Regions from separate parts of the Mus musculus genome. Here all the other regions are linked to region 7. A link is a loop called in an ENCODE intact Hi-C map of the cell type or tissue named here. Cell type or tissue: left cerebral cortex. All regions are shown on one strand.

Evidence for each region. A loop is a pair of places that touch in the nucleus more often than their neighbours do. Peaks named below come from ENCODE experiments on the same cell type or tissue, not always from the same donor. Only the 100,000 strongest peaks of a DNase experiment are listed, where the experiment ranks them.
Region 1: it touches region 7 in a loop (7-fold over the local background); 3 of 42 quality-filtered maps call a loop at or near these places.
Region 2: it touches region 7 in a loop (2.2-fold over the local background); 7 of 42 quality-filtered maps call a loop at or near these places.
Region 3: it touches region 7 in a loop (4-fold over the local background); 4 of 42 quality-filtered maps call a loop at or near these places.
Region 4: a loop joins it to region 7, with 3 times the contacts of the local background. A loop is called at or near these places in 19 of 42 quality-filtered maps.
Region 5: it touches region 7 in a loop (3-fold over the local background); 23 of 42 quality-filtered maps call a loop at or near these places.
Region 6: it touches region 7 in a loop (3-fold over the local background); 23 of 42 quality-filtered maps call a loop at or near these places.

What each region holds. Positions count from the first base shown.
Region 1 is chr1:180,460,159-180,464,158 of GRCm38, forward strand. All of the region lies in intron 1 of Stum (mechanosensory transduction mediator), which reads right to left. Among named protein-coding and RNA genes, the nearest start is that of Stum, 21 kb to the right of the region's middle. In left cerebral cortex, no CTCF peak of the experiment used is centred here; DNase peaks (open chromatin) are centred at 723, 2,150, 2,415 and 3,114; H3K27ac peaks cover 1,720 bases.
Region 2 is chr1:180,639,311-180,643,310 of GRCm38, forward strand. Lin9 (lin-9 homolog (C. elegans)) reads left to right here and starts at 1,840. Exons shown (of 15, transcript NM_001103182.2): 1 at 1,840-2,087. The coding sequence starts at 2,009. In left cerebral cortex, a CTCF peak has its summit at 1,729; DNase peaks (open chromatin) are centred at 1,423 and 2,025; H3K4me3 peaks cover 1,937 bases; H3K27ac peaks cover 644 bases.
Region 3 is chr1:180,508,188-180,512,187 of GRCm38, forward strand. No RefSeq gene overlaps it. Among named protein-coding and RNA genes, the nearest start is that of Stum, 27 kb to the left of the region's middle. In left cerebral cortex, no CTCF peak of the experiment used is centred here; DNase peaks (open chromatin) are centred at 689 and 2,417.
Region 4 is chr1:180,266,597-180,270,596 of GRCm38, forward strand. No RefSeq gene overlaps it. Among named protein-coding and RNA genes, the nearest start is that of Gm31728, 12 kb to the left of the region's middle. In left cerebral cortex, a CTCF peak has its summit at 2,174 (motif pointing right); DNase peaks (open chromatin) are centred at 759, 1,804 and 2,193.
Region 5 is chr1:180,432,281-180,436,280 of GRCm38, forward strand. It overlaps Stum (mechanosensory transduction mediator), which reads right to left. Exons shown (of 4, transcript NM_001081227.2): 4 at 93-4,000. Among named protein-coding and RNA genes, the nearest start is that of Gm39712, 26 kb to the left of the region's middle. In left cerebral cortex, a CTCF peak has its summit at 2,055 (motif pointing right); DNase peaks (open chromatin) are centred at 1,553, 2,048, 2,517 and 3,829.
Region 6 is chr1:180,426,506-180,430,505 of GRCm38, forward strand. No RefSeq gene overlaps it. Among named protein-coding and RNA genes, the nearest start is that of Gm39712, 20 kb to the left of the region's middle. In left cerebral cortex, a CTCF peak has its summit at 2,058 (motif pointing left); DNase peaks (open chromatin) are centred at 1,360, 1,987 and 2,631; H3K27ac peaks cover 593 bases.
Region 7 is chr1:180,563,158-180,567,157 of GRCm38, forward strand. The region is part of intron 1 of Gm31986 (a long non-coding RNA gene); the gene reads right to left. Among named protein-coding and RNA genes, the nearest start is that of Parp1, 3.7 kb to the right of the region's middle. In left cerebral cortex, no CTCF peak of the experiment used is centred here; DNase peaks (open chromatin) are centred at 1,932, 2,357 and 3,168; H3K27ac peaks cover 820 bases.

The sequences.
Region 1 (4,000 bases), 100 kb before region 7:
ATGTATTTTTAAACAACGCTGTTGTTCTGAGAATGACTCGACCTTAAAGGGATCTGATGGTGCAAAATGGAGCTAAGAAAATGACTGTGGGTTCCTAACTGCTCCCCTGTCTTCAGGCTAACGGGCTCAAAGGCCCTTTGAATGGGCCTCGGGGGCTGGGAAAGATGAGGCTGGAGGAGAGGCAGGCTTATTAATGTTCACAGAGAGAAGGGATATCCTGTGTGAGGGAGGGAGGGAGGGAGGAAGAGAGAGAGGGAGGGAGGAAGAGAGAGAGGGAGGGACGAAGAGAGAGAGGGAGGGAGGAAGAGAGAGAGGGAGGGAGGGAGGGACGGAGGGAGGGAGGGAGGGAGGAAGAGAGGGAAGCTCCTGTGTGTGGGAAGAATGGGGGAAAGAGGGAGGGAGGAAGGGACGGGCGGACAGATGGACAAACAGAAGAAGGAGGGCAGAGTGTGGCCAGACCTGGTGCTCTAGACTCACCCCATAGCATCTACATCTGTCTGTCCGTGGCTCTGAGTTTCCCACCTGTTGGAGGAGTTGTGCTCAGCCCCTGGCTCCTGTTCAGTACTTTCTTTTTTTATTATTATTATTTTTACATGGTGCTTGCGGGCATCCAGCATTGTCGGGTGTTCTGACACTGCCAGTGTGCTTTGGATGAGCCCTGTTGCTAAGAAACAAATCCCAGCTGCATCTTTAAACACTGCTCTAGAAAAGCACATTCCTCCCCACTCAACTCCACAGAGTCTTCTCCATGGCCCTGTTTAGTTTCTGTGAACAGCTCCTTGCCAAAGGCCACATTTTAAACCTCAAGGAAACTCCAACGAATGCTCTGTTTGCGGGAACTTGAGAAGGAGGATCTTCAAGGAGGTGGAGCAAGCAGTGTGGGCCAGCCCAGCCTGGAGCTGTGGTGAAGCCTTGCTGGGGCAGACTCTGATGGACCAGTGAGACATGGCTCCGTCTTTCCAGTGGCTTCTTGCATTTCTAAGATGGCAGACCTTACCACCCCTTGCCAAGGAGTTCTATGTTCAATTTGATTCAAACATTCACTTGCATCCTTGGTGCCTTGGAAGGCTTGGATCTTCTGGGTTGATCATAGTGAGTTCAAGGGCTCCCATGTGAATCCCCACTCACCCATGCTGTCCTGGACACAGACTTAAGCAGGAGGCACAAAGGCAAGTTGCTCTCAGAAGCAATCACCATGGGACTTCCTTTTCCCAAGTCCAAGCTTCTACTGACGCCCCCTGAAATCCTTTCCAGACTGCGGAGACCACAGCTCACTCTATTCCTGATCAGCATCTTTGAAAGTAGGAGATTTGCCTGACTTCCCAGGGGATTCTGATGTGCCTGAGGCCAGAGGTCAGCAGCGTAAGATCACACATCATCCTTATCACTCCAAATGAACTAAGTATGTGCTTCAAGCCAGGCAAGGCACCAAGCTCAGAGACACAGGCCAAGAGGACCCCTCCTGCACTCGACCAGCCCACAGTTTAGTGGTCCTACTGATTCAGATAGCATCAGGCCCGTGGAACTAGACCAGGGGAGTTGAAGTGACTTTACCACAGTGAAATTTCATGTACAATAATCACACTGTATGCAAAGTACTATTCTAGGACTACATATGTAATAACTCAAATCATTCTAAGAGGGTCCAAAGAAATAGGTACTATTATCCTCATTTTGCAGATCAAGAAACTGAGGCACACATAGAAATGGTATAAAGCCTAAAACTATCAAACTTCTAGAATATATATGAGACAACCTTTGGGACCTGGAGGCAGAAAAAAAAATTGCTCAAGTAGAAAAACTTTAAAAAAGAGAAGAAATGCAAAGGGGATAGGTCACTTGACCAAAGCCACACAGCTATCAAGGTCATTTGGCCAAGATCACACAGCTATCATGTGGTCGAGTGCAAGCCAGCTTGAGTATTCTTCCAGCTAAAAAGAAAATATCCAGAAAAAGATCACCAGGATTTGGGGAAGGACACACATAATTGTTTGCACACAACATACCTACCCCACCCCAGCGACCTGGGTTCCTGATGGAGGACCATCAATCCGCCCGCGCTGGGGAGCCAGCTAAGAATGTTGCCTAGCAGATTCCTCTGTGTAGCAATTAGGTGGCTTTGTTTCTGTTTCTTGCTTCTCAGAGAATACACCAGCTGGCTTTCTTCCCCCAAGACATTTCACACCTTAAACTGTCCACGGTCCATCCAGGATCCTCTCCACAGCTCAGCCCAAACAGTGGTCCTCAGAGGGGACAGCAGGCAGGCAGGCCCTGTTGCAGGGTGACGCTCTCTGTCCTCACCCAGCAGGATCCTCTCTCTTCTGGCCACCCACCAGCCCCAGTCAAGCTGCCAGCTATGGGTGCTTTAAAACATTTTCAATTAGATGTGTGTTGCAGGGAAAGGCTGGAGCTGCGTGTCGGGCGAGGCACCGGTTCCCACTTCCACCCTGGACTGGGTGGTGAGCCACATTCCTGCAGCTGTCCCTGCCAAATTACTCTGGGCTATTTTAGAACACAAACAAAATGCCTGGGAAGTCCTCAAAGCAGCCCTGGCAGGCCCTCAACAAGTCACTGCCAGGGGTGACAGCTGGACAGGTGGGTAAGCAGGAGAAATCACTTCTCCCTGAGCCTAGGGTGTGACCTGCATGCCAGAGCACCCCAGAAATAAGCCCTGTCCAGGCCTCATTCACTGTTATGGAAGCACAAAATCCTACCTAACATCTCTCATTCATCAATTTTTGTTAAAAACAAAACAACCCCACCTCAGTGAAGCACACAGCAGCAGCAGCAGCTACCACTGTCTCGGCCATCTGTACAGGGGATGGTTGTGGGTCTTTCCCACAGGTGTGAGGAACAAGGCCACATGTCACAAGACTGGTGTGATGCACCTTTCTAATATGTACAAAGTTCCCAATACACAGTTGTCCTAAACACAGATAGAATGATAGATATGTTCAGACCTGCACACGCTTGGCACACACACGTCACCTCATGTTTGGCCAGACATGATATCCTGCACTTCCTCTTCTGGGTGGCCCTCCTTGTGTTCCTGGCACTACAAAATAACAGTCCACATGATGACTTTCTAGTAATTCATAATTCCTTATGAGTCATAGTTCTGAATGATTCAGACCCTTTGGCAATGCCCAGGTGCTCACTTAAGCAGCACTGAGCCAAATCCTGACCCGCTCTCGAGAGAGCCCTTGTGGGGATTGTACTTTGCAGACACTTTCAGTTCCTATGGCTTTTCAAATCCTTTCTTCTTTGCCCCTCTCCACCCCTCCACATCTTTGTATTGTTCATGCCTGGGAACACGGCTTCTCTGTAAGTCGGCACTGATGCCTGGCGCTATTGATAAATGATGTTGCCACCTAGTGCCGGTGGTATAGCTAAAGTTCCTAGATCAAAAGCCTCAGTCCTGGCAGCCCCACCACGCTGAGCTTGGCCACCGGTCCCCAAGATGCCAATTGAAGACAAGAACAACGCATCAGTCACAAAGAGGAGATTTACCCAATTTGGCCACATCGAGAAGAGAGACAGATAAAGGGGTCCAGCGACCCAAAATCTATCTCTGGGGTTTAAAACAGGAAGAGTTGGAGCAAGAGGTAGGAAGATACATAATTAAACTGCTCTGGTCAAGGTATGGTCCTGCCATCATCCTCCCACAAGTTCTTCTAAGCAGTCCAAAGATGCCCTAAAACTCTGTTTCTCAGGAGTGTTGCTGCCCTAGGATTCACCCCCAGCCCTGAAGAGAACACCCTGTTATGAGGTGGGGGCCTGTCCCAGGAGGCTTTGGTCTTCCTGGAATCTTCCAGACATGACCTTTCTGAGCCTTTAGCCCTGAAGAGCAACTAGGCCAGTAAGGCAGCCAGGCCCTCACTGAGTGATTACCACGTCTATGATGGTCAAATAGGAGTCTGAGCCAAAGGAAAGGAGACACAGTCATCTTCAAGACAGCAGGGCCGGGCTTCCCCTCTGCCTTTTTACTCTGTAGGCCCTT
Region 2 (4,000 bases), 76 kb after region 7:
CATAACAGCAAGATACCCATCATGGAAGGAGAAAGCGGCCCTCATCACAACCACCGGACATTGCCAGAATCCAGAACCATAATAAATGTCTGTCATTTAGTAATTACCAAGCAAGTCACAAGGTACCTTGTCTCAGAAGCATAAATGGATTAACACATGCTGTTACATTAGAGAGAAACCAAGGTAGTGAAAAATGTATGAAAACTGCCTCTGAGTAAAATCTGACTTGCTCTGATCTGACAACACCTGTCTACTAGGTTTCACCATTCTTGCCTCTCTCTTCTCTCTCAGCTTCCTCCATGTTGATTGCTGCTCTTTTATTCTCAGAGAGTTAAATTATGCCCGATCTCATTTTCAAATTGATGAAGACACCCAAGTCCCAAGCAGGACCAGTTTCCTGTTACGAGGCAGGCTGGTCTGAATGTGTTCAGAAGGCTCAGGGGGGGTTAGATTCTCTCAGAAGGCTAGGTTACTTTGTTACAACGTTTTACTTCCCGCCCACCTCCTCCCCCACTTACCCTGGGCCCAGAAGGGCCAGCACCCATGTGCTTCTCTTGCTCGCACTAGTCTTTCCCCTCACCTCTCGAAAGGTGGATTTTCCATCCTGCCCCTCCCTCCACCCCAGATTCAGCGGTACTCCCTACTGTCTATAAACTGGAGGCTGTAGCAGCAAACAGCTGGCTGCAAGGAGCCATTATAAGTTCTTTCCACTCATTAAGCAAGAGTGGAATTTTTGCCTGCATTTTACTGAGGAGAAGTTGAAGCACAAGTATTAAGCTTGCCTGGGACTGATACAAGTAGCAGCCCAAGTTGCACCCTTAACTTTCACAGCCTGCTGCCCTTTTCCTGAGCCTGAAGTCTTCCACTCTATTGCTCGCCCAAGAGTCTCATCTTGTCTTTCTCCAACCTGTGCCTCACATTCTTGAATGTGTTCTAGAAAAGAAATGAAAGCCTGCCCTTCGTACTACTTAAGACCTCGCTTTATTCTTTTTACCAAGCCCAACTTAGCCTGGGCTGGCCTGTCTAGATCTGCTCTCACCTCACTGAACCATCTTTAAACTTTTTAGTTTGTGGAAGTCACTCATCCACTCGTTTTTGTTTTGTTTTAAATTCTCCATTCGCCGACTACCCCCTCCTCATAAATCCCTGGAGAATAGACCCACCCCGGAGATCAACCACGCTTGTAAAAATAGTAGTTGAAAAGCCACCGTGGTTTAAATACTAGAAAGTGTTACAGATGGGAACCGTGAAATCTTTCCCGGCTTCTTTCAGCAAGGGAGGAATCCCCATCCAGTTTCATTACACTTGGCTAGTGTCACTTGTGTCTTCCCCAAGCATCCTTAGTCACTGTGAGGCTCCCAGCTCACTACCGGTCTCGGGTGGAGCGCATTAGAGAAAGAAAGCAGGACAGTTCACTAGCCCTCGGCCTACACCAACTTGGTGACCTCTCAAGGTCTCGTCCCGGCCGCTCGCAGCTCAGGTTCCGGCCCGGGCCGCCCGGACCCCGCGTCCGTGACCTGCAGGCGAAGCGGACGCCGCGGCCCGGGCACTCGGTGGGGGGGAAGGGCAGGGGCCGGGGCGCCGGAGAAACGCGATCTGGGGAGCCGAGTCCACGTTACTTTGGGCAGAGCCCCCTCCGTGCCAAGCGACCAGGAACCCAGGTCTCGTCCGCCGCGCCACCGGCCCGGGCCTGCGTCCCGCTCCCCTCGGGAACCGGCCTGCAGTTCCCGCAGCCGCAGCGCGGGCCGCGCGCCGGGAGCGAGCGCAGGCGAGGGGGGCGGCGCGGGCGGGCGCATCGGTGCTGGCGCCGCGCCCCCCGCGCTCGGCCCTACCGGGCCTCTCGGCGAGGCGTCCCCTGTCCTCCTCCGGGCCCGGCCCGGGGTGCGGGCGAGGCCCCGAGGCCCCCTCCCGCCGGGCTCGGGCGGAGCCGGACGGCCTGGCGGGAGCAGGCGCCGCGGGCCGCGAGCTCCTCATTCGAACCTCCCTCGCAGACAGTCTCCGCCCCACAATGCACCGGGGCGGGCAGCCTTTGAAAAAGCGGCGCGGCTCGTTCAAGATGGCGGAGCTCGACCAGTTGCCTGACGAGAGTAAGTAGCGTCTCAGAGCAGCCCTCCTTCCCGCCGGTTGCCCGTCCCGGGGTCGCACCGGCCGAGTCCGGTTGCCGGGCAGGTGGGATGGCCGCCAGCCCACCGCAGTCCCCGGCCTTCCTCCTCAGGCGCTGCCGCCGCGTCGCCGCCTTTGTTATGGTGTCTTGTGTGTCTGTTTCTGGGGTTGTGCGAGCGCCAGCGCCGGAAACCGAAAGCCCGGGAGTCCAGCCTGTCCTGACGGAGTCGGCGGCTGCTCTCCCGGAGCGACTGCTGTCGCCGGCCGGGGTGGGCGAAGAGCGGCCCCCCAGTTGCGGGCGCCGTCCTCCTCGCCCGCCCGGTTATGTAACTCGCCGGCCGGGGGCCGGGAGGGCTCGGGCTGGGCACCGGGGACACAGCCCCTCTTGGTGCCCCGGGCCTCCGATCTGATCCTCTGACGGCTCCTGCTTCTGCAGGCACTTGTGATCGCTCCCCCCGACCCCCCGCGTCCATCCTGGAAGTGTTTTCTTCCGTGTCACACAGGCTTGGCCCCTTCCCCTGGGACTACAGGTGGCCCTGGACCTTTCCGGAGATGATCCAGCCGGGATACAGTGCCGAGGTAGCCCCATTCCCAGTCTCCCTCCTGAGTGGATGTGTCTCTAGACTGTGGGGTGGGCATTACACACGGATGTGAGCACCGCAGCCCATATAAGTATGTTATTCTGCCTGACACCCACCCCTGTTCACTGCCTCACTTCTCCTTCTATACTCACAACCTCTGAGACGGATGTTCACCTGTCCGCAGACAGTAAAGCCAGCTACTCTGCGACCTAAGGACAAGGGAACAATTTTGTAATTTTCATATTGCACACATTATTAAAAGGCATTTTAGTTACAAAATGGTCTTGAAGCAACACGTACTCTGTGGTGTGTATTTGTAGCCCTTGGTCAACGAAAGGTTCGCAGGTGTGGTGGCGCACATCTTTAATCTCAGCACTCGGTAGGAAGAGGCAGGTGGATCTCCGAGTTCGAGGCCCACCCAGTCTACATACCAAGCTCCAGGACAGCCAAGGCTACACAGAGAAATCCTGTCTTGGAAAACAAACAAACAAACAAACCTCCAAACTGAGCAATCTGTATTTAGAACGATTGTATCATTTTTATGACAAATAAAGTAGTGGTTTTGTTTTTTAACCATTTGGTGTGCCCCAACAGGAAGTCAGGTCAGAGAAACCCGTTTCAAAAGCAAAGAAAAAACTCGAACTCTGTAAGATGTATCTGTGGGCAACGCAAATATGCCTTTAAAAGAGAGATAACTCTTAATTCTGTTTTCTTTGATATCGTGTATTTCTTATATTGTTAAGTCAGAAGTTCAGGTTGCCAGTATTCAGAATGTTTGTGTTTTAATTTTGATTTAGACCAGTGCTAAGTCTCAAAAGAACGTTCTCGATGGTGGATGGAGATGTCACTTTTCTAGTGTGCAGTGAGCAACCGGTAGTCACCTGTGACTAGATGGCTCAGGTGCTGCTCTTTTATTTCTATTTAATCTTGACTTATATTTAAATAGCTAGTGATTACTGTATTGATAAGGCATTATCTATAGAATATCCCTAAGTTTATCGTTCTTGTTTGGAGAATATGGTTGATTGATATTTACGATGCTTGAAAATATAGATAATTCAAGTAAGTAGAATGTTACCTGCCATCTGAAGAGATTTTTTTTCTTAAGCTGGGCACCGTGACGTGTGTTAACCTAACACATGTGAGCTAAGACAAAAGGCTAACTCTTAAGTTGGAGGCCAGCCTGGGCTGTACTGTAAAATGTTTCATCATCTGTAATGGGTACGCTCTGTGACTTCTCAGGGCTGTCTCACCTGCAGTCACACGGTTGTTGGTCAGCAGCCCACCAGAGCTGAGCCACTTAGGCTTTTCCTCAT
Region 3 (4,000 bases), 55 kb before region 7:
CCGTTCATACCATCAAGAGCTCCATTACAGTGGTGCATTGCCTTGCCATAGGCCAAAAGCCAGCAGAGCCAGTCAGCCATGAACTTGAAACTTCTGAAAACGTGAGTAAAATCAACCATTCCTCTTGTTAAGTGGATTAGCTAAGGCTCTTTCATTGCTGCAAGAGAAAGCTGACCAACCCAAGGAGACCCCGGGCTTGCCAACCACAATCCCCAATGTGGTTTCCTTTCCTTTCCTTTCCTTTCCTTTCCTTTCCTTTCCTTTCCTTTCCTTTCCTTTCCTTATCCTTTCCTTTGCCTTCCCCCTCCTGGCTGCCCTCCAAGTTCTCATCCCTTCTGTATCTGACAGTGTAGATGCAGACACACGTGGGGGTGGGTGCACCATGTAGGAGTGGGGGTTCAGAAGAGGGATGTTCATCCCCACATACCCTCTTCTTTCCTTCCTTCCACTCCAAACATATCTCTCTTTAAACTATATTAAAGTATACTCTGCTTCTCTCTATACTCTCCATACCCAAGAGATCTTCCTGGCCTTTGCTGGGAATGCAGGGGACAGGATGCCAGTTGCTGAATTTCCCTCAAGGATAGAAAAAGCTTCCTCGGGCTGCAGCCCTCATTTCCCTGCACATGCTCTGTGTCTATGAGTCCATCGTGGGGCTGAGAGAAGTGAAAGCACTGGCCGGTTTCACACTCTCCTCCACAAGCTGATCTGACTTGGGGCTTCACACGGCGCCTGCTTCTCGGTGCTGGGCTGGTCACCTTGTCAGCAAGCCTGTGGGCTGGGCTCAGGGACCATTCATTGCTTCATCCCCAAGTGCCAAGGCAGCTGTCTATGAGTGAAGAAAACTGACAATTTGGTTTCCGCCTTGGGGCCTCAAACTTCCATGCGCCTTCATTGGCCTCCACTGGGCTTCTGGAGTGCTAAGATTGGGCACTGGGGAAGAGGGAGACAACGCAGTAAAGGATGAGCCATTTTCAGTGATACCAGGAAAATCAGCAAACCCCACACCCTTTCACGTCCACGGTTAACCTTTTGGTTGCTTTGATTAAAGACAGGAACAGAAGTGTCATTCACTGGGTGACTTACAGGCCTGGGGCTCACCCTGCCCTGAGTCTAGGAGGAGTCTCAGTTTGGCAGTAACTGGGATACTTTCAAAGTCTCTGTAAGGTGAGGTTTGGGGGAAATGACTGCATTGAGGATCAATCCAGCCAGCAGTTGGGCTTCCAGAGTCGCCCTGCCTGTGCTCTGAGACTACTAATCGAGACCCTTGGAGACATGGGCAATTCCCACCAGAACTTCCCTTTGCCCCATTGCCCCCTGTGAGCATGTTATGCACTGGGAAAGCAATTTGTGTGCCTGTGAGGAGATGCATGCCTCTGGCTCAAGGGGGCCCCTTGTCCTGAGCCCTGAGCCCTGAGCCCTGAGCCCTGAGCCCTGAGCCCTGAGCCCTGAGCCCTGAGCCCTGAGCCCTGAGCCCTGAGCCCTGAGCCCTGAGCCCTGAGCCCTGAGCCCTGAGCCCTGAGCCCTGAGCCCTGGACTACACACTTGCTCGCTGGGCCTCCAGTTCATCCATGTGCTCTGCTGAGGTTACCATGCCTAGCAGGCCTGTGCTCTGAGAACCATAAAGCCAGAACCTCAGTTTCCATGCAGGGCTATCTAGGGAGCCATGCAGTGCACACATCTAGTCATCCACTCCCCGCCTCCGGGTGCTGCCCATCTCAACTCTCCGTGACATCTCCAGGACTGCACACCTCTCTGCTCCTTTCCAGTGCGGGTCCTACAGAGCCTTAATGTCCCCAAAGGGGACTGGTCTTTCTGTTCCCTTTACACTGACTGTCCCATCCAAATTAAACCCTTCCTTCCCTCTCTCCCAACTTTGCTTCGTTTTTCTTCAAAGCCTATTTCACTGTCAGATATTATCAATGATATAAGTTGGCTTGTCTGTGGCTCTCTGTCCAGCTACAAATTCCGGCCTTGTCCAGGTCATCACTAGATAGAGTAAGTGCTCAATAAATACTTGTCAATCTAGGAAATCTATAAGAATGCTGCCTCCCCACACCCCTGCATCTAAGTGTGCTGCCTCCCTAACCCCCACCCCCACCCCCCTGTCCACTCTCCTTCCTACTCATTCTGACCATTGCTTTTGACCATGTCAACAGAGAAATCCAAAAAATACCCTGAGCAGGAGAGGAAGTGCCATTGAGGGAGCTTCCAGAGCCCTGGAACGTGGTGATCACGCACAGGTGAGCCCTGGAATGCGGTGGTCACGCACAGCGTCCAGGCAAAAGAAAACAAACCTCTGTGCATAACTGGCACAGACGAGGGACATCTGTTCTCCAAGCTTCCAGCCCACAGAACTCTGCTCGTCCCTTCCGGATGCCACAGATGCTTGGTGACAGCTGAGATCTGTCTTGCAGAAGCAGGAACCGGAGAATATTTCTGGCCCAATTAAGCTTTTGCGGTTGACAAGTGGGCGTGGCAGCCTCACCTCTCTGCGTTCCTAATGTGAGAAACAGATGGCCTGTGAGCACTGCGCCATCTCCCGCACCTTCCAGCTGGTATGCCACACTGAGGGCATTGCATGTGGGCAGGTAACAGGTATGGGGCACACGGACGGTGCAGCTGTGGCATGTGGTCGAGCCTCATGTTCACTTGCGGCGGCAGACCTTCATAATATACCCCAGTTATTTTGCAAGTCTTCATTCCAGAAAAATCACAATGATCTTCACTGCAGAGGTGTGAGGACTCTCCTATTCTTGCTCACAGTTCTGGGTCCCTGTGGTAGTTTGAGTAAGAATGGCCCACAGAAGCTCCGATGTTTAAATGCTTGGTCCTGGGTTAGTAAAACTGTCTTAGAGGAATTAGGGTTGTGGCTTTGTTGGAGGAGGCGTGGCTTTGTTGGAGGAGGCGTGGTTTTGTTAGAAGAGGTTTCAAAAGCTCAAACTCACACCAGGCCTTTTCTGTCCTTTCTATAGCTTGTGGATCAGATGTTAGCTCTCAGCTACTGCTCCAGCACTACGCTGGCTGGCCCCCTTGCCTGCCACCATGCTCCTTGCCATGATATTCATAGACTAGTCTTCTGAAACTGTGGTCCCACAGTTAAATTATATTTTTATAAGTTGCCTTGGTCATGGTGTTTCTTCATAGTAATAAAACACTAATTAAGGCAGATTCCAAGAACAAACAATGCAATGAGAAACAGGTCTCTGTTTTTCATTCTTCCAGGCACAGCAGCTTTTGAATGAAGAGGAGATCTGAGATGTGACACATGAATTCGCACAAGATTGGATAGACAGAAAGATGGACTAACTAGCAGTCTGTAAGAGCACTTGCAGTTAAGACTCTGTATACAGCCTCCACTATAGGCCCTATGACACAAGCCTTGCTCAGTGTGAGGGAGGGCACCCATCCTTCCTGTCTGTACTGGATAACCCTGCCTTATCCTTAGGATGGTCATCTCTGTCACCATCACTAGGAGACCTGACTCTGGCCTGGGATGGGGCAGTCAGGATCCTGAATCAGGTGACACTGGTCCTATCCTTCTGAGATTTGAACCCAGGGCTTTATGTGTACTGGGCAAAGGCTAGCTGTACTGGCTAGTTTTGTGTCAACTTGACACAGCTGGAGTTACCACAGAGAAAGGAGCTTCAGTTGAGGAAATGCCTCCATGAGATCCAACTGTAAGGCATTTTCTCATTTAGTGATCAAGGGGGAAAGGCCCCTTGTGGGTGGGACCATCTCTGGGCTGGTAGTCTTGGTTTTATAAGAGAGCAGGCTGAGCAAGCCAAGAGAGGCAAGCCAGTAAAGAACATCCCTCCATGGCCTCTGCATCAGCTCCTGCTCCCTGACCTGTTTGAGTTCCAGTCCTGACTTCCTTTGGTGATGAACAGCAGCATGGAAGTGTAAGCTGAATAAACCCTTTCCTCCCCAACTTGCTTCTTGGTCATGATGTTTGTGCAGGAATAGAAACCCTGACTAAGACACTAGCCCAGGCCCTAGT
Region 4 (4,000 bases), 300 kb before region 7:
TTCTGAATGTGCAACTGTGTCTGGTCCCTAAATTACAATCCAATTCTGACTCATTTTTCTCCTGTTTGTTTATTTATGATTCCACTCTAAACAGCACTCCTCCTTCCCATACTTCATTGACTTTATTGCCTGCCTCCCTTCCCTCCCTCTTCCTCTTCCTTCTCCTCCTCCCCCTATCCTCCTTCTCCTCTTCTCACAGTCCTCCCCCTCTCTCTCCCTCCTCCCTCTCTCTCTCTTCCTCCTCCTCCTTCTCCTTGTCCACCTACTTCTCCTCCTCCTTCTCTTCCTCCATCCCCTCCTACTTCTCAATTGCTTAGATTTCAGGTATGCACCATCACACCTGACTATTCTATTTATCCTTTTAATTATAGCAAAACACAGACAAAATAAGATTTATCACCGTTTATCCACTCTTAGGCAGTCTCCGTGGCTGTAAGAACATTCATGGTGTGACACGATTACCTCTACCCACTTCTAGAACTTTTTAAAGTGTTGAAGATTTTAGGACAGAATAATTGAGCAGAAAGTCCAGAGAATTCCTTAAATTCCCTGTCCCTGAGGTTGGAGAGATGGCTCGATGGTTACGCACTCTCACTGCTCTTCCAGAGGACACAGGTTCAATTGCCAGCACCCATGGGTGATACAGCATCATGTGGCTATCCGTGAACCATGGACAGTACTGAACCATGCACACACCTCTCTCTCTTCCTGTGTGCTGCACAGCATTGGCCCACGGTATCAGAGCTAGTCTGTCCTTGCCTGTTTGCACATTGGTGCCTTCTTTCTATCGCTACTGTTGTGCTTTGACGTCATCGGCAAGTCAACTATGCATCCTGGAGCACAAACACTGAAGTACTGTGCCAGTGGAGCCGAGAAGGCTGCTAAGCAGTATATATTTGTACATGCAGCGTGAATATACTGGTGAAAGGGAGGGGATGTCTCGCCTGTGCAGGGTGGGACAGTAGAAGATTTTGTCATGCTACTCAGAATCATTTGAAACATAAATTTATTTCTGGCATTTTCTGCGTGATTTGTTTTCCTTGTGGGCTATAGTTGACTTTGGGGTAATTGAAATTCTGGAAAGTAAAACTGAGTAAGGAGCTATTTGAAGCCTCCCCCCTCGCCCCCCCCCCCCCCGCTTTCCTTCAGACACTGGCAACCACCATACCTCTCTCTACGTGATTTTAGTGATTATACTCATATTGAGCCCTGATATATTTGTGTCTGGGTCATTTAATTAGCATATTGTATTCAGGGCTGCTACATGTAGCATGGATTGGAGCTTTATTGTTTTTTTAAGTTGAATAGTCTCCCATTGGGTGGCTACACTACCCTGCTCACCCACTGGTGGACAGTTGAGTCTGCCATGTCTTAGCTATTGTAATTGACACTGGTGTGCATGAACAAATATCTGAGACCCAGCTTTTAGCTCTTGTAGTTACGTCCTAGGAAATGGAATAGCCGCACCTTACGCAACCTGAGCAGCCATACTGGCTTCCTCCACCCGCAGCAGCTTTCAGTTTTCTTTCCAAAAGCCATCTTAATGAGTAGGAGGTGTGGTCTTCGCTCCTTAAGCTTTAATTAGGACCCTGGAGTCCCTTTCAAAGTAAACAGGTACTTGGCCATTCATTTTTGCAGTTCCCTCCCCAGCGTGTATGCCATGGGAGTATGAGTTCTCTCTGATTTAAGCTAACAGGGTTGGCATCCTCAGCTGTGAGGAGGACAGCTTAGCCAACAGGCAGGTGTATGAGCTCTGCACAGGAGTGTGTGGGTGGTTCACACAAATTCTTTGGCCTGTGAGGGATCTGGTCTTTACTTCCCCAGAAGAGCTATCCTAAAGCTGTGTGAGTTCCCCAGAGAATACAGCCTTGAGAACCTCGGTAACACGGATCTCACAGTATGTCTACAGGTCGTATGTTAGGTGAGTCTAGAGGTCTTAACCTCTCTGACAAATAATGAAGGGCCCCGAGTCTGTGACGCTGGAAAGTGATTCTTGGGGAAACATACACATTATCTCACACAGTAGCGATGCATCCTAAAACCACCAAAGTTAATAATGCCCTGTTGGCATACATTTTTCTCCTTCTAATCCTGGAAGGATGGCGGTCCTGAACCCTTGAGAGACAGCCTGTCTATCCTTGGGCAGACGAGAAAGCAGTTTCTTTGCCACTAGAGGGCGCCAGCACCCTTTGGTTCGATCTCTCTATCTCAACACTGGGAGGCGCCCCTTTCCTGTTTAGCTGAGTTTGCTGCTATTTGGGTTCTCTTTAGGTCTTGACCATTCAAATGAGCAACGAAGGGGACATTCCCCCCACCTCCCCCAAGGATCTGGGATGCCATCCTCAGGAAATCAGATTCCTTGTGGGTGTGGGAGGCTGGCTAAGGGACTGAGAGGTCACCTTGCAGGACTTAACAGCTAAGAGCTGGGGCAGGGAAATACAGCTTTTTCCTTACATTGTTGAGTTTTTTAAAAAACAAAACACAATTTCAGACTAAGAGAAGAGTGTGCTGTTGTCTAGGTGCATTCTCTGTGGTACTTTCTGGAAAGCCAAGCTCTGTGTGGGAGGCCCTGGGCACCCCTTTTCCTGTCTCTCCAGTGTAACCTGCCTCACATATTTGGATCCTGTGAGCCTCCTAAGGACTGACAGCTGAAGAACACCACCCCCAAGGAAATAGTTTCCCCTTCTTAGGAGGTCCAGGGTGTGGCCCCAGAATCTGCCTGCCCCTGAACATTTTATCTGGTGCTCAGGTAACAGACAAACTGCAAGCTGAGAAAGTTTCCATCAGACTTTGTCCTCTGGAACCATTTCAGTTTTAATATGGTAGCGAGGCGACAGAGTCTTCATTCTCTTGTGCAATCCTGAGTCCCAGAGATGGGGCACCTCCCAGTATCCCAATAACCCAAGATCTCTCCTCATTTACCCCTTGCTTTCCAGTAAGGGCTCACTATCTCCCAACGCTGGTGCCCATGGCTACACAGGGGTTCAGACACCAAAAACTCCCTTTTAAAGAAGCAGGCCATTATAGTCACAAATAATATAAAATACCTTGGTGTGACTCTAACTAAGGAAGTGAATGAAAGATCGGTATGATAAGAACTTCGAGTCTCTGAAGAAAGAAACTGAAGAATATCTCAGAAGATGGAAAGATCTCCCATACTCATGGATTGGCAGGACTAATATAGTAAAAATTACTATCTTGCCAAAAGTAATCTACAGATTCAATGCAATCCCCATCAAAATTCCAACTCAATTCTTCACTGAGTTAGAAAGGGCAATTTGCAAATTCATCTGGAATAATAATAATAATAATAATAATAATAATAATAATAATAATAAACTAGGATAGCAAAAACTATTCTCAACAATAAAAGAACCTCTGGTGGAATCACCATGCCTGACCTCAAGCTGTACTACAGAGCAATTGTGATAAAAACTGCATGGTACTGATACAGCGACACACAGGTAGATCAATGGAATAGAATTGAAGACCCAGAAATGAATCGACACACCTATGGTCACTTGATCTTTGACAAGGGAGCTAAACCATCCAGTTGAAAAAAGACAGCATTTTCAACAAATGGTGCTGGCACAACTGGTGGTTATCATGTAGAAGAATGCGAATTGATCCATTCTTATCTCCTTGTACAAAGCTCAAAACCAGAGACACTGAAATTAATAGAGGAGAAAGTGGGGGAAAGCCTTGAAGATATGGGCACAGGGGGAAAATTCCTAAACAGAACAGCAATGGCTTGTGCTGTAAGATCACGAATTGACAAATGGGACCTCATAAAATTGCAAAGCTTCTGTAAGGCAAAAGACACTGTCAATAAGACAAAAAGGCCACCAACAGATTGGGAAAGGATTTTTACCAATCCTAAATCTGATAGGGGACTGATATCCAATATATACAAAGAGCTCAAGAAGCTGGACTCCAGAAATTCAAATAACCCCATTAAAATGGGGTACAGAGCTAAACAAAGAATTCTCAACTGAGGAAT
Region 5 (4,000 bases), 130 kb before region 7:
GAGAGAGAGAGAGAGAGAGAGAGAGAGAGAGAGAGACGAAAGCATTCAGGGCAGCTGGAGATCTGATTACAGAAATGGAAGACACAGGAATTCAAGAAGCTACCAGGAAGGTCACATGGATGTTTATTAAATAGAAAAGAGGAAAAAGAAGAATAAAAGATTGCCAAAACCATATTTCCAAGGGTTAAAAAAAATTGGAATGCCAAAGAAATGCCATGCTCTGTTATCTTTATAACACGGGGCACTATATGTATGTACACTGTATTATGTATGTATGTATGTACACTCCGTATGTACACGGAGATATGTACACGAGCTTTGTTGCGGGTGGCGTTCCTCACCACGTGTACAGTAGCATTGCTGGAAGGAAGGTCTTCAAAGCTGGCAGAAGGCTGGAGGAGAAGCGGGAGCCCTGCACTACCCCTGCGGGGCTCTGTGGACCCCAAAACAAGGGTGGGGACTCAAGCCTGGGGACACTGAGAAAATTAAGCAAAAGTCAAACCTGGGCCCCATGCTTCAGTTTAAGCCAGGAAAGTCTAGAATCTTTCCAAGGGCTGAGATAGTCCGAGCAGTCTCCAAGAACACTTGTAATCTTTAGAATGGGCTGGCAATGCCTCCGTACCCCCGGGCCCCCACCCGCCCGCCCTCCACCCCCCACCCGCCCTCCACCCCCCACCTGTGCTTGGACTTGGGCATATGGGGTCCCTGTGAGAAGGAGTGAGAAAAGTAAGCCCCCGATGTCGTCAGAGAACAAGAAAATGTACAGCAGTTAATTTAACAGACAAAAGCCAACGGCAACACCAAAACAGTAATCCACAACACAACGCGGCCTGCTCTTAATACAGTGATGCTGCCAGCATCTTCCAAAACAAAAGAGCTCCCGGGTGCAAGGGAGCCAGCCCGGGAAGAGCCCGCGACTACTCCACAGGAAATCGCGGGATTCTCACAAGCCCCAACGTCATTTGTCTCTGCTTAAAACTTGCCCCCTCCTCTACTCCTTGCTGGCTCCTGGGCTGGGGCAGGCAGTGTACTCGTTCAGAAATAAAAATCCTGCCAGAGTCGCAGAAAAGCGTCAGGAAGAGGTCTCTGCCCCTCCCCCACACCAGCAGACCAATCCGGAGCCGGGGGGCTGCAGTAGCTCTGGATAGGGGGATGCAGTGGGAATTCTGATCCCACAGACCCCAGGAGAGGGCAACCGGTGTGCACAGTGGACGGAGTTGAGGAGGGGTGACTGGCCAGGGTGAGGACAGCAGTTTTGTGGCTTTGAGTTGTCCCCACACTGGGGTGGGGGCTTCTCAGTGACATAGCTTACCAAGAGTCACCAATGCTCCATAGACTCACTGGGTCCCAGACTTAACTTTAGTGGAGTCATTTCTTTAGTCTCCCTTGGGGGGTTGTGGCATACCGAACTAGTGTTTGTTTTTGCCAGGAAGAGTCTGGGCTCTCCCAGTGGGGCTGTGCTTGACTGGGCTTGGACTCTCTAGACTCTTGGCTTTGGCAAGGTTGGGGGAAATGACGGACTGGCCTGATTTCTATACTGTAGATAGTTAAATGGAAGGGCATTGCTGTAACAAGACTGTAGTCACTCTGATGGGATGCACAGGACCACTCTGGTTGGGATTCATTGTGTCCTGGTGCATCGTGGGATTGAGGCTGGGTCATACTCTGAGTGGAAGTATACACTGCCTCTGTGAGCATTCAGCTCTCAGAAACTAACAGGAAGAAAGATGAAGAAGACTCTAAGTCCCTTGCTCACCACTTAGATGACCTCTTCACAATACCACTGTCCAAGATGACCTCCACATCCTCTACTACCTGGGCACAGAACTCTCTAGCAGGAGACAGAGCTCCTGGTAGGTGAAGAAAAGGTCTTCCCGAGCTTGCTGTCACTGGTGGAGGCTGGATACTGTAGGGATGTGACCTACAGGGCATCTTTGATCTGAGCTCAGGACCTGAGCACTTTAGCACTGAAAGAACGCTTGCTAACTGCAGAGCCTCCCTCACAGCACAGGGAGTGAACCTCATCCCAGGGCTGGCAGATGGTATCCTGGCTCCCTGCTTCCACTAGAGGGAAACCTTGCTCTGCAATCCGACGCGCTTCTGCCTGGGAGTAGGAGATGCAGTGGCCAGCTGGTTCTCTAAGTCCAAGCCCTCTCCAACCACAGAACAGACAGTCCCAGCTTTCTTCATGCAGGTCATTTACCATCACTAAGGCCTTGCATTTTTAATCTTAAGGTCAAAGGAACACTCATTCAATCTCTTTCTTGCTTCAGGACCCTTGGGCCTTTGGGGGGATTTTTCTGGTCTTGGGGTTTCAGCCCACTCTATGCTGGCCTTAGACCCGATGTGTGGATGGCTTTTCTTTTGCACATCTTAATCCTTTTCCGTCTAGGGGACGTGCTAACCATGTAGCTAATTGGCTTCCTATGTCTCCTATAGCTGAGTTCTCCCCGCTGCTCCTCAGCCCCCAGCATCCTACACCCCACGATTTGCAGCCTCGGTCCTGTGAGGGAGTGTAGGACCTAGATCCCATGAGCCAGGCAGCTCCGGGCACCGACTCTGTCTTGAGCTGCCATCTGCTTCCATCTTCCATTCGGGACCTGCAGAAGCCAGGGGGGCGGGTGAGCTCAAGGATTCAGGAGGGCCATGGAGAAATACTGCTCTCATCCTTCGGAGGACGTTCATCATCCCTCCCTGTGACTTCTGAGAGGTATGTGTCTCAGGGAGAAGCCTCTGGTCTCCTTGTGAAAGCTTAACAAAAACTCCCCACAGGTTGCTCACAGAACAGCAGATGAACTGAGCTGAGCGGCACCTGGGCCACGCCCCCTTTGGGGGCGGGTCGCTGGGGCTAGACACAGGTCAGGGCCACGGAGGCAGGGAGTAGACCGTGCCCTCATCACTTCCTTTGCTTCTCTCCAGGGCAGCCAGAGACTTGACCCAGGCAAGATTTGGCAGTCTGAGGGTGGGGGGTGGGTCATCTCATAGTGGCTTCCTGGCCGCAGTCTGGGGTCCTCAATGGTCCCTAAAATACACTACACAGTGTTGAATAGTTTTAACGTAACAAAACCTAGAATCACCAGGGAAGTCTTAAAGAGGAATTATTTTAGATTAGATTGGCCTGTGGAGGATTATCTTATTTGTTTAATGGAAGTGAGACGATCCACCCTGAATTTCGTGGGCTGGATCTTGGACTTTTTAAGAGTACATGAAACTGGTTGGGGGTGGGGGAGCATGGACAGCATGGATGCATTTGTTTCTCTGCTGTTGACTGTGGATGTAGTGACTTAGGCACTTCTAGTTCCTGCCATCATGACTCCTCCCTACGATGGACTGTACATAGGCTAGATTATAAACCAAACAAACCAACTTTCCTCTTTCCTGGTGCATGTTGCTTTTTGGTCAGGGTATTTTACCACAGCAACAGAAATGGAGCTACGACAGTAGGCTACCTGGTCCTCTCTCTTGCTCCAGGGTCCTGGTTTGGTAGAAGGAATGGCCACTCTGATAACAATGCCACATTAGATCCTGGCAGTGCCACAGTCTCTGTGGATTTTCTCTGTGTGCCTGTGATGTCTGCCCCTGGCACTCATAGCCAGGGCATGGTCTTCTGAGTTATTTCCCAAGGTTGGGACAGCAGCCCTGAGCTATGCCACCCAGGCAGCTTTGTCACTAAGGAGCCCTGGTGCCACTAAGCGCTTTCTGGGTCCAAAGCCCTGCTTTCTAGATAGCTGGTGTTCAGTAAATGAACTCTGGTCACCTAGAACCAATGGCCTGCTTGGACTGTGAGGAGTGAATTAGCCACTGTCTATCGGCTGAGAATGGTTATGCTAATCAGGCCTGGCCCAGGGGGCTGATGCTTGGAGCTAGTAGCACCCCTCAGACTCACTGTTCTGGGGGCTCCTAAAGTCTACCCACACCATCCACCTGGAATGAGGGGGTGCTAGGGAGGAAACAGCTTCCCAAGCTCACAAGCCCCTGTATTAAGCCATCCCACACTAGA
Region 6 (4,000 bases), 140 kb before region 7:
GTTCTGTGTGGCAAAAAGGAGCCAGAACCACGCTGAATCAGTGATAATGCAGGAGAAGCCTGGTGACTTGGGCACATTTCAGTGTCTGCCAGCTCCATGAGCCCTACTATGTGCCCTCCATGTCTGCACAGGCTCCTTGGTTGTCCTGTCTTCACTAATGCACGAGGTGGCTCAGCCTGGCAGTGAATCTTAGAAACAGCCAACTGTAGAAACTCTTTAATTAATTGAGAGGGAACTCTGAACCTCCTCTGAGGTAGAGTGCTCATTGCACAGCAATGCTGTATACATATGAGGGACACAGGGTCCCTAAGTCCGGAGGTGGTATCCGAGACTCCCTTAAGAGGCTCCTGCCTGTACCAGCCCTTCTGAACCCTATACAAGAATATCTCTCTCACCGGGTGTGGTGGCGCACGCCTTTAATCCCAGCACTCGGGAGGCAGAGGCAGGTGGATTTCTGAGTTCGAGGCCAGCCTGGTCTACAAAGTGAGTTCCAGGACAGCCAGGGCTGCACAGAGAAACCCTGTCTCGAAAAACCAAAAAAACAAAAAACAAAAAAGAATATCTCTCTCCTTCCTTCCCCATACTACATAGCTGACTCTGTATTCTCTGCCCCTCTCCCACCTTTCAGCTGTGCAGTCACCAGAGCAAGCATCCTCTTAGACATTAGACCATATAAATAAAGCTTTATTAGAGACCACCATGTCACTACTTTATATATCATCTAGGGTCTCATTCAACCCCTTACAGAACTGCCGAATCCTGTTCGAAGGTAGCAGTGGCCGATGGTTGTGAGTTGCTAAGTGTCAGGTGATTAAAGGTAAAGTAGTTTAATACTCATAACAACTCTATGAGATGAACCTTGCCATCCCCGAGTTCTTCGCGACAGAACTAGGAAACAACAGACCAAACTTTGCTTTGGACCAAACTCGAGACCTGCCTGTGATTCTGCCTGTTTCTGCTTCCCTGGACAGTCCAGGGCGTGTATTCTGGTACCAGGCTGTGCCACAGGATCCCTAGGACAGCCCATGGATGCTGGTGCCTGGGATATGTAGGGACAGAGCTATCAAGGCCCAGAGTCAGTGTACCTGGTAGTCCCTGTTCTCCTGCAGGCCTGGAAGTGGGGCTGGAGACCCGAGACTGCTGGAGCGAGGGTCTGTTTGTTCTAGGCGTGGGATGACCCTCCAGGCAGCTGAGTGTTAGCATCCATGGCATCCAGTCCCCTTTCTCCGCAGACTGAGGGTTCAGAACCACGTCTGCTTGCCATTCACAGTCTGGATCACACACCCTGCCACAGAAATGCAGCAAACACATCCAGTTCCCGGGAACACCAAGAACCAGCCTGGGTGGCATTTTTTTTTTCAATTTCGTTTTCACTGTGACAGCTGTGGCCCAGCTCCTGGCATTTAGCACACCATGCACAGGCATAAAATGACACATTCAACAGAGAAGTGGGGACTGGGAAGCAGACAAGCTCGGGGACCAGGCGTTTCCTCGCTGTGCGGAAGATGGGGGAGGGTCAAAGGGAGCTTTTATTAAACCCCGTAGGTGACACCGTAGGTGACAGCCACAACCCCTAATAGACCCCAATAGAAAATTCACAGAGACAAATTCACCAGGAATTGGGGTCCTACCTTGTGGTCTCCTTACTCTGCACACTTGGTCCTGGGGACATTTAGAGGTCACAGAGTTCAGGCCACAAAGATAGACGTTTGCAACCAGCGTCATTATCTGACCTAGTCTTTCCTCTCTGTACTTTCCAAACTTGTGAATCAGCAAAGTGGGATTTAAAGTGGGGGCAGGGGAGAAAGTCCCACATGACTTCTGTGCTTTTCGGGACAGTAGCACATACGATTTTAAAAATAGTTTCTGCACATTACGGACAAACGGGGTCTGTGATAGCTTTTTTGACAGCAGCAGGCCTGCTCTATTTCAATGAGAAGAAAAAAAAAATGCCCAATTTTAGTCATGCTTTCTGAGAACACATGCTGGCATGAATTCAAGACAGACTAGAAACCGCGAGGCCCCATTAGGGAGCCTGCCCCCTTGTGGACATCAAGGTGCATTGCAAGATGGCCCTAGGACAAGGAGGCTAGTCAGGGAATGCATTTAATTTACAAATGACATCTTGCTCTAGTAAATACCAGAGCCCACATTTAAGGCACAGTGGTGGTGGTGGACAGATATCAGGAATATACGGTACAGTATAAAGGACACCATGCAGAAAAAACAAGGGGTCCCATAGGACAAAAAAGAGGCCTCACCCAAGTCAGGAACATAAAGGCCATTTAGGAAAGGCTTTGCAAAGGAAATGCCACCAAAATGAGTTTAGAAGCTGAATATGAATTATCCAGAGGGTTGAAGGATGGAGGAAGCAGACACACAGCACAGAGACACAGGGAAGGAATAGCTCCAAGTGGCCAGAGCCGAGGACCCATGTGCAGAGGACCCATGTGCAGCTCACAATGTGGTCATAGCCGGATCTCAGGCCTGGGCAAGGAATAGCGGAAGCAAATGGGGAATGTGGAGTGTCTCCCAGTGACAAACAGGTGTCCCTGGGGGCTCCTCGGCAATGACATGAGGTGACACTTCTGCATGGAGGAAATGATGCTAACCAGTGGAGAGATGCCAAGTTCTATAATGAGGTCGAGGCCGTAAGCTAGAGGGAAATTAAGGAAACAGTCTGGATGCCGTGGGGTCCATGGAGTGCAGAGAAACCAAGCTTGCCAGGTCAGCCTCGCTCACTCCTGTGGAGCCAGAAAGCCCTGCCACCCTTCCTTAAGGTTTGACTTATCATCTTCTAGGTGTCCCCTTCCTGCCCACCTCCCTTCCGGTTCAAACAAAATCCTTTGAGCCTCTACTCCTGCAGGTTCGTGGTTAATCTCACGGCTAAATAGCCAACACTTCAAAACCAATCCCACTTCTACATTAGGTGTAAAAGATTTTCCATTTTAGGGAGAAAGGGGGAGGGGCAGTTTACAGGTGTGTCTCGCGTCACTCAGCAGCCAGGCATTTGTAATTCCAGTTACCTGGCTCAGGGATGCAGCTGGTAGGAGATGAAGAGACACATCCAGAAGTCAGTAGCTAGTGTGTGTTTGAGACACCCACCCCTCTCTATAAATCGACCTGCATCTTAGCTCCTGATCTGTGGAGAGCACAGTGGGAATGGCTGATTGGATACTGGCTGAAAGGCTTGGATCTTAAAGAATACCGAAGGCCCAGCTGCTGCCCTCTCTACTCATTCCCTAAGGGCTCAAGGCAGAGGCTTGGATGTCTGTTACCTCAGGTTCCAGCGCTTAGACCCAACTGACACCAGCTAACCCCAACTGACCCAGTTGGCCCAGAAAACAATATTTGTATGTTGCTTTTACCATGTATGGCAAATGTCTGTTTTATAAGGTTACTTCCAACCTATTTCCTGTTTTCAGCACTTATTACTACAACATAAGTAAACACGTGCATGACTCTGGGGGGGGGGGGGAAGAGTACTGTAAGCTTAGATCACAGCCGTGCATAATCACTGCAAGAGCCAGCTATCTCTCCAGCCACGCCCAGGCAGTTTCTTATTCCGTAACTTCAAGCGCCTGCATTGGCTTCACATTAGGGAACAGATGACCACCATGAGCCAGGTCTACAGGTCTGGGTCACACCACCATAGCTGGAGACAGCTCAGCTCTAGTGCTTGCTGGGCTGTGGCCCCAGCTGAGGTTCTAGCAGGCTCACCATCACCTTGGCTGGCTCAGCAGCACTGTGAAGAACACACAGTGTGGCCGTTCTCACATTCTCATTTCCCTCTCTATATAACAGGGAAGGCCAAGCTGTGGGCGTGTAAGGCTAGGCACAGGAGAGGGCACACCTGGCCCCAGGCACGTATATAGATGATAGGTGGAGTCCTCCGTCCTCCCTTCTGTCCTCCACGCTGGGTGTGTGCTCTTAGGGGTGTAGTCTTGCCCCAGCCCCTCCTGATTGCTGCTCTGTTCTTCTTCCTTCTTGCTATGATGTG
Region 7 (4,000 bases):
AATAGGGCTTAGCCACATGAGCCTGTAACCCCATCGCTGTCAGGGCAGGGGGCAGAGAAGAGGATGGAGCTTGCTGGCTGTCAGCCTAGCTCCAGGCTCAATGAGAAACCGTCTCAAAGGAACAAGGTGGTGTCTGCTCAGAACACTTGATGCCCTCCATACCCACATGCATACACCACATATATGCAAACTCGCATGCAAGTACAACATACACAGAGGCCCCGAGGTTTCCTTGTCCCTTCTGCCACGAGGAGCTATGATGGAAAACACATCCATTGTGAGGAGGCAGATGCCACCTCTCCCGATACCCTGATCTTGGACTCCCCAGCTTATGGACTGTGAAGAACAAACTGCTGTTGTTTGTAAGCCATTGAGTCTGTGGAATTTCGTTATAGCTGCCTGAACGGACTAAGACAAACAGAAAAGCCAGATACACAGGGGATTACTATAAAGAAGGATCTAACACCTGGTGAAAGGAAACACATGTCGTTTAGGCTGGGCTGTGGCAAGTGTCAAGCTCTGGCCTTAAGTTCTTTTCTTGGTGGGGGTAGGGGGTTGGTTTTTTCAAGACAGAGTTTCTCTGTGTAGCCCTGGCTGTCCTGGAACTCACTCTGTAAACCAGGCTGGCCTCAAACTCAGAGATTCGCCTGTCTCTGGCTCCTGAGGGCTGGGATCAAAGGCATGCACCACCACAGCTAGCCATGCCTTGAGTTTTTAACTCAAGGCTTTTCTAGAAAGGTCCTCATGGGTCAGGTTCCCTAAATACCCTGGAGAGGAGCCTGGTCCTTCGGGTACCATCTCTGGGACAGTCGGATGACCTAGCTTGGCTTGAGTTGACCCAGCTTCCCACGTATGAGTAATTTCAGGGCTTGCTGACCACTACTGAGGTCTATGCCCCAGCCGACCCCCTCACCTAGGTGCTGCAGAATGGGCCTCTGAGAACACTGACCACAGCTCATCAATGAATCACGTCACCATGGAGGCATGGAGGACACCTTGGGCCACTCTACACTCATTCCAGGCTGCCCCAGCTGGGCAACCGACCTTCAGAAAACAGGAAACTTCTGCTTTCTAGCGTCTCCCCCGCCCATGCCTCTACAATCCCTCCCTGTTTTAAAATCCTGAGGATCTCACTGCATGTAATTGTTCTTCCAGGGAACAAGATCTGCCTCAGTTATTTCTCAATATGTCAAATAAATCATGCTGCAGTAAGACTCAACTGTAATTGAAAAAAATCAAATCTTAAAAAAAAAAGTGAAATTACACGTGTTTATTCATTTCTAGTTGAAATTTTCTGCCCTTGGAAATTATATGGAAAGGAGAATGACAGAATTTTTGAAGCTATTTTTTTTAAAGGAAGTGTTATTGAAAAATAAATCACCGCAATTGAAAAGCGCCTGTGTGCAAATACAGTTAAGAAATCTACACTCTGATTAGACTTCTGTAACTACTGACAAAGGAACCTGGCTTCCTAAGCATGAGGCTTCCCAACTGGGCTGTAGTAACTTTGGTTTGGTGAGACTATTTTCCCTCTTTAACTGGGATAGTTTTCTTTCCTATTTTCCACCTGCCCGGGACAAACAGAATCAACTAACAGTTGTGTCTATCTGCAGTTGACTTTCCTACCCTCCCGTATGCATGTTTTTCAAAAATCAAGATGATCTTCTTTTTATAAGGTCCATGCCGGCACTGAGCAATGCTGAAGGTTCTCGGACTAGCTAGGAGGACGCACACCTCCCCTTGCATTGCCATCACCAGAGGGACAAAGGAAGGATTCACTGTGTCCAGGGGCTCTCCGTCAGCCTTCAGATGGGCTGTGGGCCCAGTTCCTTCTCCCTGCGATGGCTCTTCCCACACAACCAAGCTCCACTCTTGACAGAAAAGCAGCAGCCAGGACAACTGCGTAGGCTTAGCAGGGAACATAATTTTCAGAGGCAATTGTGAGTTCCATGATGTTGGCCTTGTGTTTTAAAATAACTGGGTTTATTTGCTCTGTGAGAAATGTGCTCAGCAGATACTGCTCCACGTGGGTAGAGCCCTTGAAACATGACTGGGCTCTGCCTGCCTGGGATAAATGGAATTAACTAGCCAACAATGGCATCACACAATGCTCCCAACTCTTCAGTATATCCTTGGGCATCTGTCCTGATATTTTTTTTAAAGAAAAATAAAACCACCCACCTTCTTTGTACATATTTATTTACATATGCATCATTTGTTCATTCAGTACATTTTCATTGAATAGCCACCATATGCCAGGTCCTAGGCTAAGGGTTAAGACTACAAGATAATTCACATATTATGTACCTGTAAGGCTAGGTGGTGAGATGACTCAGCAAGTTCAGGCACTTATAGCCAAGCGTGAGGATCTGAGTTCAATCCCAGGACCCACATGAAAGGCGTAAACCAGCTCCCACAAATTGTCTTCTAGCCCCTATGCGCATGCGCGCACACACACACACACACACACACACACACACACACACTCCATAATAAATGTAAAAAATTTGTAAAGACAGTAAGGCTGTTGGGCCCAGCAGTAAGATTTGCCTAGTCCTGGGCTCCATCCCCAGAAATGCAAGAAAAAGAAATAACAACACACTTCTTATCTGACATCGGTGGAAAGAAGAGGCGTAGAAAAGGCATGTATGGTGGAGGCAGCCAGCAAAGCAACACAGAGCTGCCTCCACGCCACAGCCTCGCTAATCCACTGGCCCAGGCTCCTTTTTCCTTCATCATAGAACTTTCTATGTCTAATCTCAGCCTTGGGCCTTAAACTATAGGAAAGAGAGAGCATTCACAAGTTAAGAGCAAACAAGGGAAATAAGTAAGACAAGTCTATGTCATTAAAACGCTCGCGCGCGCGCGCGCGCCCACACACACACACACACACACACACACACACACACACACAAACTGGAGGCTAGCAATATAGCTCAGAGGTTAAGGGCTACTGGGAGTTTTCTTGTCCAGAGAACCCAGGTTTGGTTCACAGTACCCACACAGAGGCTCATCCTGTCTGTAACTCCAGTTTCAGAGGCTCCAACCAGTGCTCTCTTCTGGCCTCTATGAGTGTGCACACAGTATACATATGTACATATACATGCAGGCAAGATAAAAATAAGTAAATCTTTTGTGAAGCTATGAAATTTAACAAATGGCGTGGGGAAGTCTTTCCGGCAAAAGTAGCACAGGAAATCCACAGAGGACGTGGAAAAGATTGGTGAAGTATACAAGAAAGTCAGTGTTGCTGGGGCAGCTGTGTCCGCCTGCGTCCCAGCTACACATGTGGTGAAGCAAGCGAGTCACTGAGCCGGGACGAAAGAAAGAAAAGAAGGAAAGAGAAGAAAAGGAATATATATATTCATTCTTATTGGCAATCCAAAAGTATGTTTAAAATAATAATAATAGTAGGGGCTCAAGAGATGGCTTCCAGATAGAAATATTGCTTTTACAGAAGGCTCACGTTTGCTTCTCAGTACCCATGATGGGTAACTCACAACCCCCTGTCACATCAGTTTCGGAAGTTCTGATACCCTCTTTTAGCCTCTGAGGGCACAACCACATACGGGGTACATATCCCCACACACACATATACATAAACAAAATGGATTTTCCTTAATAATATTAAGAGCTAAGCATAGCAGCATACACTGTAATCCCAGTACTTGGGACAACAGAGGCAGGCAATGATTTCAAGGCCAACCTTGGCTATATAGCAAGATAAAGATAAGTCTGGGTTCCATGAGACTCTATGTCCGAAACATATAGGTGTGTGCATGTCTGTCTGTCTGTCTGAGTGTACATATTTATAATATGGAATTTAGAAAAAAAAACATTTTAAGCTGTCTTGGCTTCCTTCCTCATCGCCATGATACAATGACATGGCGAAAGTGAGTCATGGAGAAAGGGTTTATTTTACTCTTAGTCCATCATGGTGGGGAAGTCAAGGCAGCAATGGCTTGAAGTAGCTATCACATTAAATCCTGCATTTCTGCAG